Regions from separate parts of the Homo sapiens genome. Here region 2 is linked to region 1. A link is an interaction called in ENCODE POLR2A ChIA-PET data of the cell type or tissue named here. Cell type or tissue: Panc1. All regions are shown on one strand. Links, peaks and the distances in the headings refer to the core of each region. The heading gives the core; the rest is flanking DNA. Region 1 overlaps PROM2 (prominin 2). Region 2 overlaps KCNIP3 (potassium voltage-gated channel interacting protein 3).

The links. Peaks named below come from ENCODE experiments on the same cell type or tissue, not always from the same donor. Only the 100,000 strongest peaks of a DNase experiment are listed, where the experiment ranks them.
Region 2: POLR2A ChIA-PET joins it to region 1 with 11 read pairs; 4 of 35 experiments call an interaction of 5 or more read pairs at or near these places.

Annotation. Positions count from the first base shown.
Region 1 is chr2:95,288,360-95,296,687 of GRCh38, forward strand. It overlaps PROM2 (prominin 2), which reads left to right. Exons shown (of 24, transcript NM_001165978.3): 22 at 124-230; 23 at 574-647; 24 at 865-2,943. The coding sequence ends at 637. Among named protein-coding and RNA genes, the nearest start is that of KCNIP3, 4.8 kb to the right of the region's middle. In Panc1, for the core only: no CTCF peak of the experiment used is centred there; no DNase peak of the experiment used is centred there.
Region 2 is chr2:95,354,314-95,362,641 of GRCh38, forward strand. All of the region lies in intron 2 of KCNIP3 (potassium voltage-gated channel interacting protein 3), which reads left to right. Among named protein-coding and RNA genes, the nearest start is that of FAHD2A, 44 kb to the right of the region's middle. In Panc1, for the core only: no CTCF peak of the experiment used is centred there; a DNase peak (open chromatin) is centred at 4,923.

The DNA of each region.
Region 1 (8,328 bases), core at 287-8,286:
GGGAGGGCCGGGTGAGCAGGGTGTGAAGCCAGGCATGGCCTCTGCCCCGGCTCTGATGACAAGGCAGCTGGGTGAGGCTGGGTGCCACGTGGGTTGGTGAGCCGACCTCACGCCTTGTTGCAGAATGCCTTCTGGTTCTGCCTGGCATGGTGCACCTTCTTCCTGATCCCCAGCATCATCTTTGCCGTCAAGACCTCCAAATACTTCCGTCCTATCCGGAAACGCCTCAGGTGAGGGGCTGCCAGGGCTGCAGGCAGCATCAGGGGCCAGGGAGGTGTCCTTTCAGCCGCCAGGGTCCCCTGTCACAGCCCCTCCTGAGACCTCCCAGGCAGAGGAGGCTCATGAGCGAGCCCTGAAGAGCCACACTCTGAGGAGCTCCAAAGCCAGGAAGTTCTCCCGTATGTCTGCCCCTTACCCTTCTTGCTGCATCCATTTGGGCGCAGCTTCGTGGGACCCTTCCCATCCCCCACAGGGCTTCCGAGGAGAAACCCTCAGGGCTCTGGGTTTGTCCCTGTGTCAGGGCTGAGGGTCTGGGGGGAAGGGTATGCTCACTCTCTGTCTTTGACACTGCAGCTCCACCAGCTCTGAGGAGACTCAGCTCTTCCACATCCCCCGGGTTACCTCCCTGAAGCTGTAGGGCCTTGTGGGTGAGTTTTCCCCAACTCGCTTAATTGCTCCCTGCCAGGGATTAAGGGAGTGGGGTGGGGAGGGGCTGGGGTCTGGGGTTTCCAGGGCCTAGGAGGGCAGGAAGGCTTGGGGACATGGTGGAGTCTGGGTATTGGGTGTGGCCCATCCAGCAGTGGGGCTGACAGCCCTGTTCTCCCCTCCCTCCCCTTCACCCGTTTCCTTCTTAATCCCTGACAGGGTGAGGTGACCCTGAGGCTGCCTGTCCTCCCCTTTGATTTAGCCTGGGCCACAGGACTTCGGTAGCTCTTGCCCCAGAGCCCAGGCTGGCATCCAGGCCTGGACTGTCCCCAGTTCCGGCTTACCTGGCCCCACCTTGCCTGCTCCTTTCCACCCCTTTCTGCTCACGACCCCCATCATTCACGCTCAGAATCACATGGGACTTCTGTGCAGCTGCAGAGCCAGCAAGTCCCTCCAGGTGTCACCCCTTACCCCCATGCTGGTGGCATCCTCACAGGAAGAGCCTGTTCTCCACCTGCTGGAGCCTGGACCCTGGGGTGGGACAGAGGCCTCGTCCAACCCCACTCCCCTTCCCGTGTGTCTTCCCCCTGCCAAGCCTCCCCCTGCCAAGCCTCCCCCTGCCCCTCTCTGAGCCCCTCGCCCCCCACACCGTCCTCATCTGGCCTCCCCCCTGGCCCCCACTTCCCTCTTATGCCCTTCCTGGCCCTTTGCTTCCTCCCTTAGTCCCCTCTTCACCATATCTCCACTGCTACCTTGCTGGCCCCAGAGACCACCCTGCCCAACCAAACCACTCAGGTAACGCCACTAATCAGGCAGGGGCCACCATGGCCTAGGTCTGGGCTGGCTGCAGGCCCTGCCTCATGGCCTCTGAGCCCTCCACTGCCCCAGGGCCTTGGGCCCTCTGCAGATCTCATCCAGGATTTATTGGTGTCCAGTGGGGTGAGGGAGGCCTGTCTGAAGGCCGAGCCTCCCTGCCTGCACCCAAGTTAGAAATGGGGGTACCAGCACTTAGCTTCTCTCTGAGTGCTGGCTCCCAAGGAAGGGACCTGGGACCTGGGCCACAGTGGGGGCTTGCCCTTACCTCTTCAGAAGGAAGCATCTTCCACAGCCCCCACCCAACTTTCTTAGGAGTGATCTGGTGGCCAGAACAGGATTTTGCACGGCCCCTTTTATCCTGCGCATGTGGCCTAGGGTCATCCCCAGCCCATCCCTGTGTCAGCCCTGAGTGCTGGACACTGCGTTCCAGAAATGAGGAAGAGGAGAGAGAAGAGATGGACAGACCTCAGATCCATTAAAGTGTTCTCACTTCCCTGAGACTTGGTTCTGGGTCCTTAAAACCAGGTTTCCTAGGCTGGGACCCTGTACATAGTTGGTGTTTAATGAGTGTTTATGGAGAGGAGAGTTCTAAGGTCACCTCTGGCTGCAGGCATCCAGGGATTATTCCAGCAATCTGCAGGTAGGGAGTGGGTCCCAGCCTGGGAGCCTGCTGTCAGGAGCAGGCAGACCTGGACTCACAGCCTGGCTGTGATGCTTGTTCGCTCAGCTTCTCCATTTATGAGATGGGGAGAATAGTCACAGCCTCCTCAAAGGGTTGTGAAAATCAAATGTGATAATTTGTGGAAAGCCCTTAGCAGTGGCCTGGCACAAAACAAATGCTCAGTGGATGGAAGCTGCCTATTATTATTGTCGTTGTTGTTGTTTGCCATGACTGCTCTGGGCCGGGGGTAGAGCTAGCATCCGGGCATGTACGAGGGAAGAGGGAGGCAGGCCTCTATTCAAAGGCAGAAATTCCTTTAAGATTGTGGTCTGCTGGGTTTCAGGGAGTGTCTGTGTTGTTTGTTTTTGTTTGTTTGTTTGTTTTGAGACAGGGTCTCGCTCTGTCACCCAGGCTGGAGTGTAGTGGTGCAGTCTTGGCTCACTGCAACCTCCACCTCCTGGGCTCAAGCGATTCTCATGCCTCAGCCTCCCGAGTAGCTGGGACTACAGGTGTGTGCCACTATGCCTGGCTAATTTTTGTATTTTTTGTAGAGACGGGGTTTTGCCATGTTGCCCAGGCTGGAAGTGTCTATGTTTAACTGCATCTTATAAACCAGCAACAAGTTTTCTACTGGGAATTAGAATGGTGCATACACAATGTATTATTATCACTGTCAGATGAGCATGCTTGAATGTAGCATGACTGCCTCTTTTTGCTTTTCCTAGAGGTTTTTTTTTTGCTTGTTACTCATCTGTTGACCTACCTGGGGGAAGTAGCACCCTTGCATTTCAAAAATAAAATTGATGGCATTACAAATGGAATAGAAACCATTTTTAAAATATTTTCAGTTCTCTTTCAAAATTACCTATTTTATCTTTTATATATTTGAACATATTAAGCATAGTTATTTTAAAGTTCAGTTAGTCCCTTATATGGAGCCTCCATGAGTCTGTTTCTAGTGCCTGTTGTTTCTCTTGTTTTTTGTTAGTTTTGTCCTGTCTCCTCCCATACTTGGCAATGTTTTAATTGAGTACAAGTAATTTCAGGTCTAGGATGGAGTTATCTTCCTCTATGAGGATTATGTTTACATCTGGCAGGTGGCTGGGGATGCAGTGAGCCAGATCTCTTTCATCTACTTGTAGGGGATGAGAGGATTTGAGTCACTTTAAGGGCTGACCTACTTCTGTTTCATTCATATTCATAGGGTGAAGCCCACTGGGGCTCCAACCCAAAGCATGAAACATTTGCCAGGTAGCCTTCCTGTTGGTGGGCTTTGCAGTGTCTTCTAGAATCAGCAGACCCCCTACAGAAAACGTAGTCCCAGATGCCATGCATATGTCTCTGAGTTGCCTTCTTTTCCCAGATCTTGGCCTTGTAATTCTTCACTGCTTTGTTTCCTGCCCAATACTCTCAATTAGACTTAAATATATATATATACGTACATATATTTATTAAATATATATATATACGTACATATATTTATTAAATATATATATATATAACTTTAAAAGCTGTTCAAAATGTCCTCCCCCGCCCCACACACACACGCAAATTTTGAGCAGCTTTTTAAGTTGTCCTGAACTGGGAATTTGGTCCAAATTACCCAGTCCACAGTTATTAGAAGTAGTCCTAAAAAACTGACTTTGACGTTCCCATTATATATTGGGAAAAGGCTGCCACTCTTTGAATTTAGTGTTCAGAAACTGTGGCCCAGCTAATTGAACATTGTCTTTTGAAAGGAGTTTTGTTTAGAGAGCAGCACGGTAATACTGGTTACCCGGGGATGGGGTGGCACTCGGCAGTTGGCAGAGAGAAAGAAATAGCCACAGAGAAAAATAAATTACCGATTTCTCTGGCTTTTAAAATGCTGGAATCCTAAAATGCTAATGCTACTTTATATGTGAAACAAAGCCCCTTCGAGGTCACAATCTCTCTCTTCTGGCCCATGACTGTCTCTGAGGGAGCAAATTATCATCTGGTTGAGCAGAGGAAGCTCCAGGAAGTTACATAGCTGGTTCAGGGTCTCAGAAGTTGAAGCCCAGCCAGGCTTTGGAAGCAGGTCCCCTGGTCCTGGTGGCCCTGGAGGTTTCTTCCTGGAGGCAATGCCAGTTCCCATTCCCTGTGGGCATGTGGGAGCGAGGCCCTATCTCCAAGGTGACTTGAACCAAGTGTCCTTACTGTCCCTGTGGCAGGGATGACAGATTGGGGGTGCTAGGAGTTCTTCCAGACCCTTCAACCTGGCCACCCAACAGAAGGCCTCATGGTAGATTCTGCCAAACAAATGCCAGATGGGCCAAGGTGTCTAAGGTCCCAGGTGGCTGCTCAGGGCAGCTCCAGCTGGCTTGAGGTGTACAAAGGGAGAGCCAAGTGGCTGGGGCAAGAGCCTGCCCAACTACCTGAAGGGACAAACAATGTGAGTTAACATTTATTTACGGAGTTCTGAGCATAAGTCAGGAAGCACTTTCCATGAATTAACTGGGAGGCAGGCATTGTTATTTACCTGCCTGACAGTTGAGAAAGCTCAGGCACACAGACTGGATGTGGGCGGAGTGGAAAGGGCAACGCTCATCCGAATGAATCAGCCGAGAACAGTGCCACTCAGGCCACATCTGAGTCTTCTGGAATCAGCCTGAGGCCCTGATCTGGGCGGATGTGGACAGCATCCCCCTTCCCTACTCTCCCTGAGCCAGAGTCGTCCATCGCTTCTAGCCTGAGTGCCAGGAGCTGAACCAGGAGGCTAGTGGCCAACCTGGTGCACACAGCACATGCTGCCGGAATAAAGCTCCTTCTCCGTGGTCCCAGCCCTTCCTAGCATATGCTGGGTGTGCCCGTCCTGGGGTGGTCCACACTCATCCGTCTTACAAATGCTGACCGAGAACTGCAGCTCGGATGAGGAGGGATGGAGGGGGTGTGCAGAGGGTGGGGCCCCGTCCGAGCCCTTGGCTTCTGCCCACGAGTGAAGCAGAATTTAGGGAAGAGGTGGCTGAGCCCCTACCCACACTAAGGGCTGGAGTGGGAGCCAAGGAGTCAGGCGCTGAGGTTAGAGGAGGGAGGTTTCAGAGAGGCGAGCTGAGTCCAAGGGGTGCGGTCGGCCGCCCTCTCTTCACTTCAAGCTGCAAGGAAAGGGGCTTTAAAGAAAGCCGCCAGAGAGCTTCACCGTGTCCCCTGCAGTTTAATAAATCCCTTGGACTGATGCCTCACCCACTGCAAAGTCTAGAGGGCAGTCAGGCTGGCTGCATTGAAGGCGGAGCTAAGGAGAGGGCTGGCGGCCCAGGTGAGGGCCTCCTGTGAGAGACAGCATGGAGTCTCCTAGGTCCAGTCGAAGGAGGCTGCCCAGAGAGTGAACCGACCTCAGCCAAGAGGAGGCAGAGCTGCCACTAAGTATTGGGGGCTTATGGGTCCCCTGAGGCCCATGTGAAACACTCTAGTCAGGGGACCATGGGGCCAGGCTCTTAGGACCCTTGGAGGAGCCCACAGAGAAAGAGGGACAGCTCTCAACCTCTGCAAACCCAGAGCGCAGCTCAGCCAGAGGCTGCCATGCCCACTGCCTGCCCCAAGCTGCCACCCCCAGGCCTGAGCTGGGTGGGGAGCAGGAGAGTTGATGATGGCATGGGCTTCGATGGGGGCTGAGCCTGTGTTTTGTGATGTGAAGTGATGAGGACCATTTGTATTTTCTTACCAAGATGCACCCAGCTGGCGAGGCTTTCTCTCTCTCTCTCTGTCTCTCTCTCTCTCTCCCCCCTGTACCCCTCAGCTCTCTCTCTCTCCCCCTGTACCCCTCAGCCAGGGCCCAACAAAAAATAGGGCCTAAGGAAAAGAGCCCTGGGCTGGGGCTCCACAGAGTTGCGTTTGGAGGCCTGGGGAGGAGGGACTTGAATTTGGGCCTGGAATGTGGGATCATGAGCAACAATGGAGGAAGGCGCAGAGGCCCCCAAGACCTGTGGGCATGAGCACCATGAGCCGCTCGCCCGGGGAAGGACAAGAATGAAGGCCCTGGTCAGCTGAAACAGCCCACGACTGCCTCCTGAAACACTGTGACGAGAGAAAACCCGACCTTCATCCGGGCTTGAAATCATCCCTTCCTTTCCCACTTCCAAACTCCCCCCAGCCTCAGTTTCTCCCCACAGCCCCTATGTGAGGAAACCACAGTGGGAAACACAGGGCTGAAGCGTTCCTAGTGGACAAGACCAGGTCCTTCCACAGCCTCCTTAACCTTCTGTGGGTCTGATATACCGCAGAGAATACTGGGAATTGCCAAGGCCGTCTCTGGGAAGTCTGCAGATGCCCGTGTGCCCACAACAGGTCCGCCTCTGAGGCCCATGTGGGAGTCCAGCCCCCTTTCTCCTCCCCTTCTCATTCCTGTGTTCCCCACAGGCCCAGGGGAGGGACCCAGCTGGAAGCACTTGGGGCCCTGGATAGGCCACTGAGGAAGGGGGGTGTGGTGGCAGGGTCACATACGCCCCACATCTGTATGAGGGGTGTCCACCCAGGTGCTAGCTGCAGTGGGAGGTTCGCAAGGCCCGAACAGCCGGTGGGTCCAGCAGAGCAGGGCAGTTGTCCCAGGCCCGCGGTGTCACGGCTGGTGAACTCCGAGGACAGCGCATCTGAGTGTGGGATGTCAGCGAGTGTGCCAAGCAGGGGCGAGCAGCTCTTGGGGGTGCTGCTGTGATGAGTGGGTTCCTCTGCTCCTGACTCCTCCGGCCAGGCCGTCAGGAAGACCAGCCCATCACGGCAGTGCAGTCACCAAGTTTCCAAGCTGCTGTGTAAGCCGTGGGCATAGAACCGCCAGCGGGATCTCAGCATCCACGGTGCTCACTCTAGGAAGAAGGCAACAGGCTTTGGGACCTGGCTTTACCACTCCCTAGCCTGTGACTTGGGCCAGTCTTTTAGCTTTTCTGGGTCTCACCATTATCATCTGTAGAGTGAGATAATTACACTTTTCTCCCAAGGTCACTATGAGGACTCAAAATGCTCAATGCGTCCCTGCTTGCGGAGGCGAGGCTTGCTCAGAGTCAGGAGGGCAGGACTGTCTCAGGCAGTGAAAGGAGGATGGGGCTGGGCACGGTGGCTCATGCCTGGAACTCCAGCACTTTGGGAGGCAGAGGCAGGTGGATCACTTGAGCCCCAGACTTTGAGACCAGCCTGGGCAACATAGTGAGACCCCATCTCTACGAAAAAATACAAAAATTAGCCGTGCATGGTGGCATGAGCCTTGTAGTCCCAGCTACTTGGGAGGCTGAAATAGGAGGATTGCTTGAGCCTGGGAGGTCAAGGCTGCAGTGAGCCATGATCATACCACTGTACTCCAGCCTGGGTGAGAGAGTGAGACCCTGTCTCAAAAAAAAAAAAAAAAAAAAAAAAAGCAGATGAGCTCCCAGGATGCCGGCCCTGAGCTGGCAGCCATGAAGGCGCTTGCCTCCCTCCACTTCCTAGGGTGCAGTGTGGGTGGGGCGGGGGCAGCTAGGGAGTCCTCCGGGCTCTGCCGAGCCCCTTCCCCAGTGTGAAGTCCAGCCTGTTCTGAAGTCGCACAGGGCCAGACACCTGGGCTGCCACCTCCCCTCTGGAAACAGTCCTCCTTGCCTCGGTGGGTCGACAGCTCCAGGCTATTTTCTTCCCCTGAGGATCTGAAAGTTGGAGGTAATTGGTTGGCTCAAAAAAAAAAAAAAAAAAAAAGGAAAAGGGCATGCAAGCACAATTGTGCAGGCTGCAAAGGAGGGAGGCATCCTAGGGCTTCGTCTCCATGGGAACTACTGGCACAGGCTGGCTCCTCTGGGCTCCAAAAAGGGAAACTTGGCAAAGGTTTCAGGCACCTGGCTCCTGAGTGGTTTGCTTGGGGGCCAAGCAAATGCCCAGGAGCTGCCCGCCCAAGGGACAGGACACAGCCCCCTCTCTCAGGGATGCCTGGGAGCCCTCGGCCCCATCCTTCACCCTCACACCCCAGGAGATCCCGTCAGGTCCTCAGCCACCCTGGATGCATCCTGACTTGGGAGCTGGGAGGGGACCCAGCACAGCTGGAGAGCATGAGCAGGTCATGCTTTGGGGAGACACCCGTGCTTCGAGGCCCTCGGATGGGTGAATGGGAGGTAGTTAATAAGGGACAGATGAAAGAGGTGGAAGGACCCTGAGTGTCACCCTGCTGATGTAGCCCTGGTGGCTGTTGCTGTTTCTAGGATGTGAGCCCCAGACCAGCACCTTGCAGACCAGCA
Region 2 (8,328 bases), core at 237-8,236, 66 kb after region 1:
GCATCGGGTGTTCAGTAAATGTAAGTTATATGCCACCATAGCACGCACTTATTGGACATGCGTTTTATGCCAGGCAGCACAGGTAACATGGAGTCTTGGCCCTACCTTTACAGTAGCTCTGGGACGGTGCCCTCTGCAGGGAGGGTCCCTCTGGCTGGGGCGGAGGCAGGGAGACTGGGTTGTGGGTCTGGGGACAGCAGAGGTGTGAGGTGTGATGGGGAAGAGGAGAATGTCTAGAACCAGGATGTGCAGGGTCTGGCCCACTGCCCTTGCTCCTCCATCCTGGGAGGTGACCCCAAACACTGCACATGCCCTCTGCGCACTTGCCCTGAAAGCGTCTCTAACTGCGGGGCCAAGGGGACTACCAGGGGCCTGGTCTTACAAAGGTGACCTTGGGGCCTGTTGGGTCTGCAGCTACCTCTTGGCTTGGAGCAGGCCCAAGGGGCCATTGTGATCCTTCCTGCTCGTTCTCTTGCTCTCCTTTCCCCCAACACCCTCTCCCACCTTTGCTGGGGCCAGTGGTGATGCTGTGGGTGTGCTGGGTGCTCTGTTCCCTGGCTGGGTCTGGTGCCCTTTGTAAACTGCCAGTCCCTCAGGTCTTGTGCAGCTCCTTGAGCAGGCTTTCCAGATCTGGGATGCTGATGACAGTGATAGGAACCAGCCTCTAGAGAATGCTCTCTCTTTGGGGGCACTTTATGCATATCCCAATCTTGTCCTCATGAGCAGGCTCGTTTCATCGACGAGGAAACTGAGGGCCGGGGAGCGGCAGAGTCAGGACCTTTCTGAACACCGGCACACCTGCCCTGAATGCATCCACAGCTGCAGGGCCTTGGGGACCACCGGAGATGGTTGTGTGTGTCCCAGCCTCTTACAGGACAGGTGTCAGGAGCCCAAAGTGGAGGCAGCTGCCCTGGTCCAAGTCCACAGTGAGAGGACCCACTGCCCTGAGCTGGTGTGGAGACTGCATGTGTGAGTGTGCACAGAGCTTGTAAGGCAGCGTCTGGCATGGAGGAGGCGCTTTCTTTCTTTTTTAATTATTATTATTATTATACTTTAAGCTGTAGGGTACATGTGCACAATGTGCAGGTTTGATACATAGGTATACATGTGTCATGTTGGTTTGCTGCACTCATCAACTCATCATTTACATTAGGTATTTCGCCTAATGCTATCCCTCCTCCAGCCCCCCAGCCTCCAACAGGCCCTGATGTGTAATGTTCCCCGCCCTGTGTCCAAGTGATCTCATTGTTCAGTTCCCACCTGTGAGTGAGAACATGCGGTGTTTGGTTTTCTGTCCTTGTGATAGTTTGCTGAGAACGATGGTTTCCAGCTTCATCCATGTCCCTGCAAAGGACATGAACTCATCCTTTTTTATGGCTGCATAGTATTCCATGGTGTATATGTGCCACATTTTCTTAATCCAGTCTATCATTGATGGACATTTGGGTTGGTTCCGAGTCTTTGCTATTGTGAATAGTGCTGCTATAAACATACGTGTGCATGTGTCTTTACAGCAGCATGATTTATAATCCTTTGGGTATATAACCAGTAATGGGATTGCTGGGTCAAATGGTAATTCTAGTTCTAGATCCCTGAGGAATCACCACACTGTCTTCCACAATGTTTGAACTAATTTACACTCCTACCAACAGTGTAAAGGCGTTCCTATTTCTCCACATCCTCTCTAGCATCTGTGGTTTCCTGACTTTTTAATGATCGCCATTCTAACTGGCATGAGATGGTATCTCATTGGGGTTTTGATTTGCGTTTCTCTGATGACCAGTGATGATGAGCATTTTTTCGTGTGTCTGTTGGCTGCATAGATGTCTGCTTTTGAGAAGTGTCTGTTCATATCCTTTGCCCACTTTTTGATGGGGTTGTTTGTTTTTTTTTCTTGTAAATTTGTTTGGGTTCATTGTAGATTCTGGATATCAGCCCTTTGCCCGATGGGTAGATTGCAAAAAATTTCTCCCATTCTGTAGGTTGTCTGTTCACTCTGATGGTAGTTTATTTTGTCGTGCAGAAGCTCTTTAGTTTACTTAGATCCCATTTGTCTATTTTAACTTTTGTTGCTATTGCTTTTGGTGTTTTAGTCATGAAGTCCTCGCCCATGCCTATGTCCTGAATGGTATTGCCTAGGTTTTCTTCTAGGGTTTTTATGGTTTTAGGTCTAACATTTAAGTCTTTAATCCATCTTGAATTAATTTTTGTATAAGGTGTCAGGAGGGGATCCAGTTTCAGCTTTCTACATATGGCTAGCCAGTTTTCCCAGCACCATTTATTAAATAGGGAATCGTTTCCCCATTTCTTGTTTTTGTCAGGTTTGTCAAAGATCAGATGGTTGTAGATGTGTGGTGTTATTTCTGAGGCCTCTGTTCTGTTCCATTGGTCTATATATCTATTTTGGTACCCGTACCATGCTGTTTTGGTTACTGTAGCCTTGTAGTATAGTTTGAAGTCAGGTAGCATGACGCCTAGGAGGAGGCACTTTTGGAGTGTACATTCGCTTTACTTCTTGCCCGAAATGACCCAGGCAACATTCCCCCACAGCTACACATCACTACCTGTGTCCTAGGAGTTAGTGGGAAGGGAAGATGCATGTGGCCCACACTTGGTTGTGTTGGGCTTTCTTCATCCCGTGCCCTGTAGGGTCAGGAGCCCAGAGGCTGCTGGCCCAGGGACTGCTGGGCCATGCTCGCCGGCGTGGGTGGCCTCTGCAGGAGACAGTGTGGGCTGGAGCTGGATGCTTGATGTTGCTCTAGGCTGGGAACCTGGGCAAGGCCCCTCCCTCCCCAGGTCAGCGGCTCTACTGTCACATACCTAGACACAGGTGGTAGCATCACAGCAGTCTCACCACAGACTTTCCAATAAGTCTTACAAGTCCAGTGCCCCTTGATGGGTAAAAGGGACAGCTCAGCTCAGATTCAAAGGGAGTCTTGCCCGAAAGGCCTCCCTTCACCCCATGGCAGTTCCTGGACCTTCTGTGGAACCCTATGGTTTAGTAGTGACCTGAGCAGCAGAGACTAAGTGAAGGCTGAGATCCCCGGCCTGGGACAGGGGTAGGGAGCCCCATTTCATGGTGTGCTGGATGCCCTGCCTGCCTCTTCCCCAAGCCCTCATGGACTGTCAGCCAGAGGCACCAGTGGGCAATTCCAGGGCTAACTGCGCCTCTGAGGAGCTGAGCTCCGGTCGTCTAGAGGCTGGACCCCTGGGGCGGTGGTTAGGGCTGCTTTCTTCCCTGGTCCCCACAGGCCTTATGGGGATTAGGCAGCCTTCCTGCCCAGTGCTCAGTCACTAAGGAGGGTATCATGTGAAGTCATGAGTGCAGGGCCACACCAAGGCTCTCAGTGGACCCAGGACTGCAGGAATTCCAGGGCTTCCCATCATTAAATTAAATTAGTATTGAAATGCAGTATCTATGTCAGGAAGGCCATGAGTGTTCCCCTTGGTGACCACATGTGTACTTTTGGAAATATCAGATCCAGTCACACCCCAGCCTGGTGCCCTGCCTTGCTGGCCTCGCCTTGCTGTGGCTGGAGCTGGAACTGGCTGGCTGTTGTCTGAGCCAGCTGTGTCCACCCCTGGCTTCTGTGTGTGTCAGGCACAGGCCGTGCGCAGTGTCACACAGGGGCATGAATGTGCTGCAGTGCACCAAGGGGACCTTGACCAGCAGCTTTGGGGAGTACTGGTGGGGGGAGCATCTGAATGGAGTGTGTTCAGGAGGGATGGGAGCCGGGGAACATGGCACCTCTTTGGAGTTTTGCCACAGAGGGGAACAGGATGGGTGACAGCTGTCAGGGGACATAGGCTCGAGAGGTTTTTAGAGAATCTTCCATTGCTTCTGCTTCTCTCCTATGTGGCAAGCTGCAGGAGGCCTATGAGGGGCTTTGCAGAGGTACTGGTGCAGCTCAGAGAGGTTTCACAGGCTTCACCCATGGGGTGGCGAAAAAGTGCCTCTTGCCCAGTACCTGGTGCATTTCAGCTTAGTGAATTAAAGATTTGGAGACACTTTGCTGAGCTTTTGCACAGAGAGGACTACATGGGGTATGGGACAGGACCTGGACTGAGACTTTTACACACTGGGAAGAAAGCCCTGCTTGTAGTCTGTCAGGCTGCTGTACAACTTTTAAACATCAAAAAGTCCTCATGCTTTTACTCCTTTGGCAAAATGCTTGTTGGATAGAGGAATTCAAACTTGATTGCAGCCCCCCTGGCTATCAACGGTGTATTAGCCTGTTTTCTGCTGCTATAACAGAATACCACAGAATGGGTAATTCTATTGTACAGAAATGTATTGGTTTACAGTTCTGGAAGCTTGGAAGTATAAGACGGAGGGGCTGGCATCTGGCGAGGGCCCTCTTGCTGTGTCATAACATGGCGGAAAGCATCACATGGCTGAAGGGCACAGGGAGCAAGAGAGAGTAAGAGGGGCAAAACTACTCTCATGGTAACAAACCCACTTCTGCAGTAAGGGCACTAGTTCATTCATGAGGGCAGAGCCCTCGTAAACTAAACATTTCTTAAAGGTCCCACCTCTTGCCAAGCATGATGCTGTGCACCTGTAGTCCTAGCTACGTGGAAGGCTGAGGTAGGAGGATCACTTGAGATCAGGAGTTGGACACCTGCCTGGGCAACACAGTCAGACCCCCCTTTCAAAAACCAAACAAATTTTTTTTTTTAAAAAAAGGTCCCATCTCTTAATACTGTTGCAGTGGCAACTAAATTTCAACATGAGTTTTGGAGGGGACAAACATTCAAACTGTAGCATTCTGCCCAGCCCACCCCTGGAAAATTCATGTCCTTCTCACATACAAAATATATTCATTCCATCCTGATAGCTCCCAAAGGTCTTAGCTCATTCCAGCAGCAACTCATAAGCCCAGAGTCTCATCTAAATCAGATATGGGTGAGACTCAAGGCATGATTCATCCTGAGGCAAATTCCTCTCCAGCTGTGAGCCTGTGAAATTTAAACAAGTTACATGCTTCCAGAATACAACGGTGAGACAGTTGTGGGATAGACATTTCCATTCAGGGAGAAACCGGCAAGAAAAAAGGGGGTAACTGGTCCCAAGTACGTCCAAAACCAACCATGAAGAGCAACATTAAATCTTGAGACTCGGGAATAATGTTCCTTGACTCCACATCACACACTGGGGCCCTGGGCACCCCCACCCCCATGGCTTTGGTGGGCTCGGCAGCCACAGGAGCTCTCCCAGGTTGATGTTGCTAGCCGGTCACGCTGGTAGCTCTGCAGTCTCAAGGGCAGCCCAGCCCCTGTGGCTCCACAAGGCATTGTCCTAGCAAGGACTCTCTGGAGTGGCTCTCCCTCTGCAACAGGTCTCTGCCTGGACCCCCAGTCTGTCTGATCCAGCCTTTGAAATCCAGGCAGAGGCAGCCACGCCTCCACTGCTCTTGAACTCTGTGTGCCTGCAGAATTAGCACCACATGGATGCTGCCAAGGCTTACTGCTTGCCCTCTGGAGCCGTGGCCTGAGCCACACCCAGGCCCACTTGAGCCACAGCTGGGGCAGCCAAGGAGCACTGTGGTGGAATGTGAGGAGCAGAGTCCCAAAGGTAGTCCAGGGCAGCAGGTCCTTGGAGGGGGCCCTTGGCCCATCCCCTAAAACCATTCTCCCTTCCTAGAGCTCTGGGCCTGTGATGAGAGGGGCAGCTTGGAATATCCTGAAATGCCTTCATGATAAATTCTGTCTTTAAGTCATTTCTTTCTTCTTTCATTTTACTATATGATATTAAAAGAAACCACACAGCACCTCAATATTTTGCTTAGAAATTTCTTCTGCTGGGTATCCCAGTTCATCACTCTTAAATTCTGCCTTCCATACTCCAGTCTGGGCAACAGTGTGAGACTCCGTCTCAAAAAAAAAAAAAAAAAAAATTCTGCCTTCCATAAACATAAAGCCACTGGGTGTGGACACAATTCAGCCAAGTTCCTTTTCACTATAAGGATGGGCTTTTCTCCAGTTTCCAATACCTTATTCCTCAATTCCCTCTGAGACCTCATCACCATCCATATTTCTGCCAACATTCTGATGACAGCCACTTTAATCTCCAGGAAGTTTCAGACTTTTCCTACAGCTCTTCTCATCTTCTGAGCCCTTAATGTTCTGTTCATGGCGACAGGCTTTTTTCTAGTCTGCTCTTCCAGACTCTTCCAGCCTCTACTCACTACCCAGTTCCAAAGCCACTTTCACATTTTTAAGTATTTGTTATAACAACACCCACTCTCAGTACCAGTTTTCTGTCTTAGGCTGTTTTGTGCAGAATACCACAAACAGGGTAATTTATAATGAACAGATATGTATTGGCTCGCAGTTCTGGAGGCTGGGAAGTCCAAGATCGAGGGCTTGGCATCTGGGGATGGCCTTCTTACTGAATCATCATTCCATGGCGAAGAACAGACAGACAGACAGAGAGAGAGAGAGCGAGAGACAGAGAGAGAGAGAGAGAAAGAGGGGGCAAAGCCACCACTGTGATAATGGTATTAGTCCATTCGTGAGGGTGGGGCCCTCATGGCCTGAACACTTCTTACAGGTTCCACCTCTTAATACTGTCACAGTGGTGACTAAATTTCAACATGAGTTTTGGAGGAGACAAACATTCAAACCACAGCAAATGGAGACTTTGATGGGGAGGAGGTGGCCCAGGACTAGCCCCTGGAGAAGGAGGAAGAGAGCCACGCTGGGGGAGAGGTAGAAAGGGAAATGGCTGAGTTCGTTGGCATCACAATTTTGCCCTGAGCAGTCTTCTACAAGTTAACATCTAAACACACAGAGCTGGAGCGCTGATCAATAGTAAAAAGCCCAAGTTTCCTATAGACAGTGCTCTAATGTTACGTTGAAAAGCCATGCAGCCATCTTCTTGCCTTTCTTCCATTTCTGGGTAATTTCTTCCATGTCTTGGTGGATGACACCAGCAGTCACCCTGTTTCCCAGGTCAGAAATGTGGAGTCATTCTGGACTCTGCCTGCCCCATCCTGGTCAAGTCAGCAGCTAGGAACTCTGGCTTCTTCATTCCTGACACCTCCCGCCAGTTCCCTTCACTCCATTCTCTTCACGTCACTGTGACACCCTGTGGCCAGAGTGACCATTCTGGAGTGGAAATCAGACAACCCTTTCTCTGCTTTGGACCCTTCGATAGCTCTCATGCCCACATGTGCCTTGGCTCACCTTAGACTCCATGCCCGGGTGCCCTTGACCCCAGTTCACCTGCTGTCACTGGACCTGAGTCTTGGAATATTATCTCTTTTTCTCTGATTCTCCTGCCCACTCTGTGCCCAACAGGTGTAAACATCAGGGAATGCTGGGGCCTGGGACAATCTGCAGGAGGCAGGCTCTGCCTAGAGACATTAAAATTAAAGCCCACGCCAGTACTCCATAAACTCACCCTAGGAAACATAGCTGGGAGGATCCTACCCAGCCTGCATTCCAGAGCACCTCCCATGCACAGGCACTGTTCCAGGGCTGGGTACGGCAGCGAGGAGACCCGAATCCCTGCTGCGGTCACCCTGTAGAGGGAGAGACCAACAATATACCAGATGTCTTAGTCTTCTCTGGCTGCCATAACAAAATAACACAGACTGAAGGACTTAAACAACAGAAATGTATTTTCTCCCAGCTCTGGAAAGAAAGTCTGAGAAGAGGGTGCCAGCAGGGTCAGTTTCTGGTGAGGGCTGTCTTCCTGGTGTGCTGACGGCTGCCTTCTTGCTCTGTCTTCATGTGGCCTTTTGCTGCATGCACGTGGAGGCAGACATAGCTGTCTCTCCTACCCTTTTTTTTTTCTTTTTTTTTTTGAGATGGAGTCTTGCTCTGTCACCCAGGCTGGAGCGCAGTGGTGTGATCTCAGCTCACTGCAAGCTCCGCCTCCTGGGTTCAAGCGATTCTCCTGCCTCAGCCTCCCGAGTAGCTGGGATTACAGGCATGCACCACTATGCCCGGCTAATTTTGTATTTTTAGTAGAGACAGGGTTTCTCCATGTTGGTCAGGCCGGTCTCGAACTCCCGACCTCAGGTGATCCGCCCACCTCGGCCTCCCAAAGTGCTGGGATTACAGGCATGAGCCACCACACCCGGCCTCTCTTACTCTTCATATAAGGCTACCAATCTTATGGGATAAGGGCCCAACCTTGTGACCCCACGTAACCTTGGTTACCTCCTAAGGACCCTATCTCCAAATACAGTCACACTGGGGGTTAAGACTTCAACGATGAAGTTGAGGGGACACAGTTCAATCCTATGCACTAGTAAACAGAAATCTGCATATGCACCCCTCGCATGCACAGTTCACGGTAGGGTTTGCGCTCCTATGAGA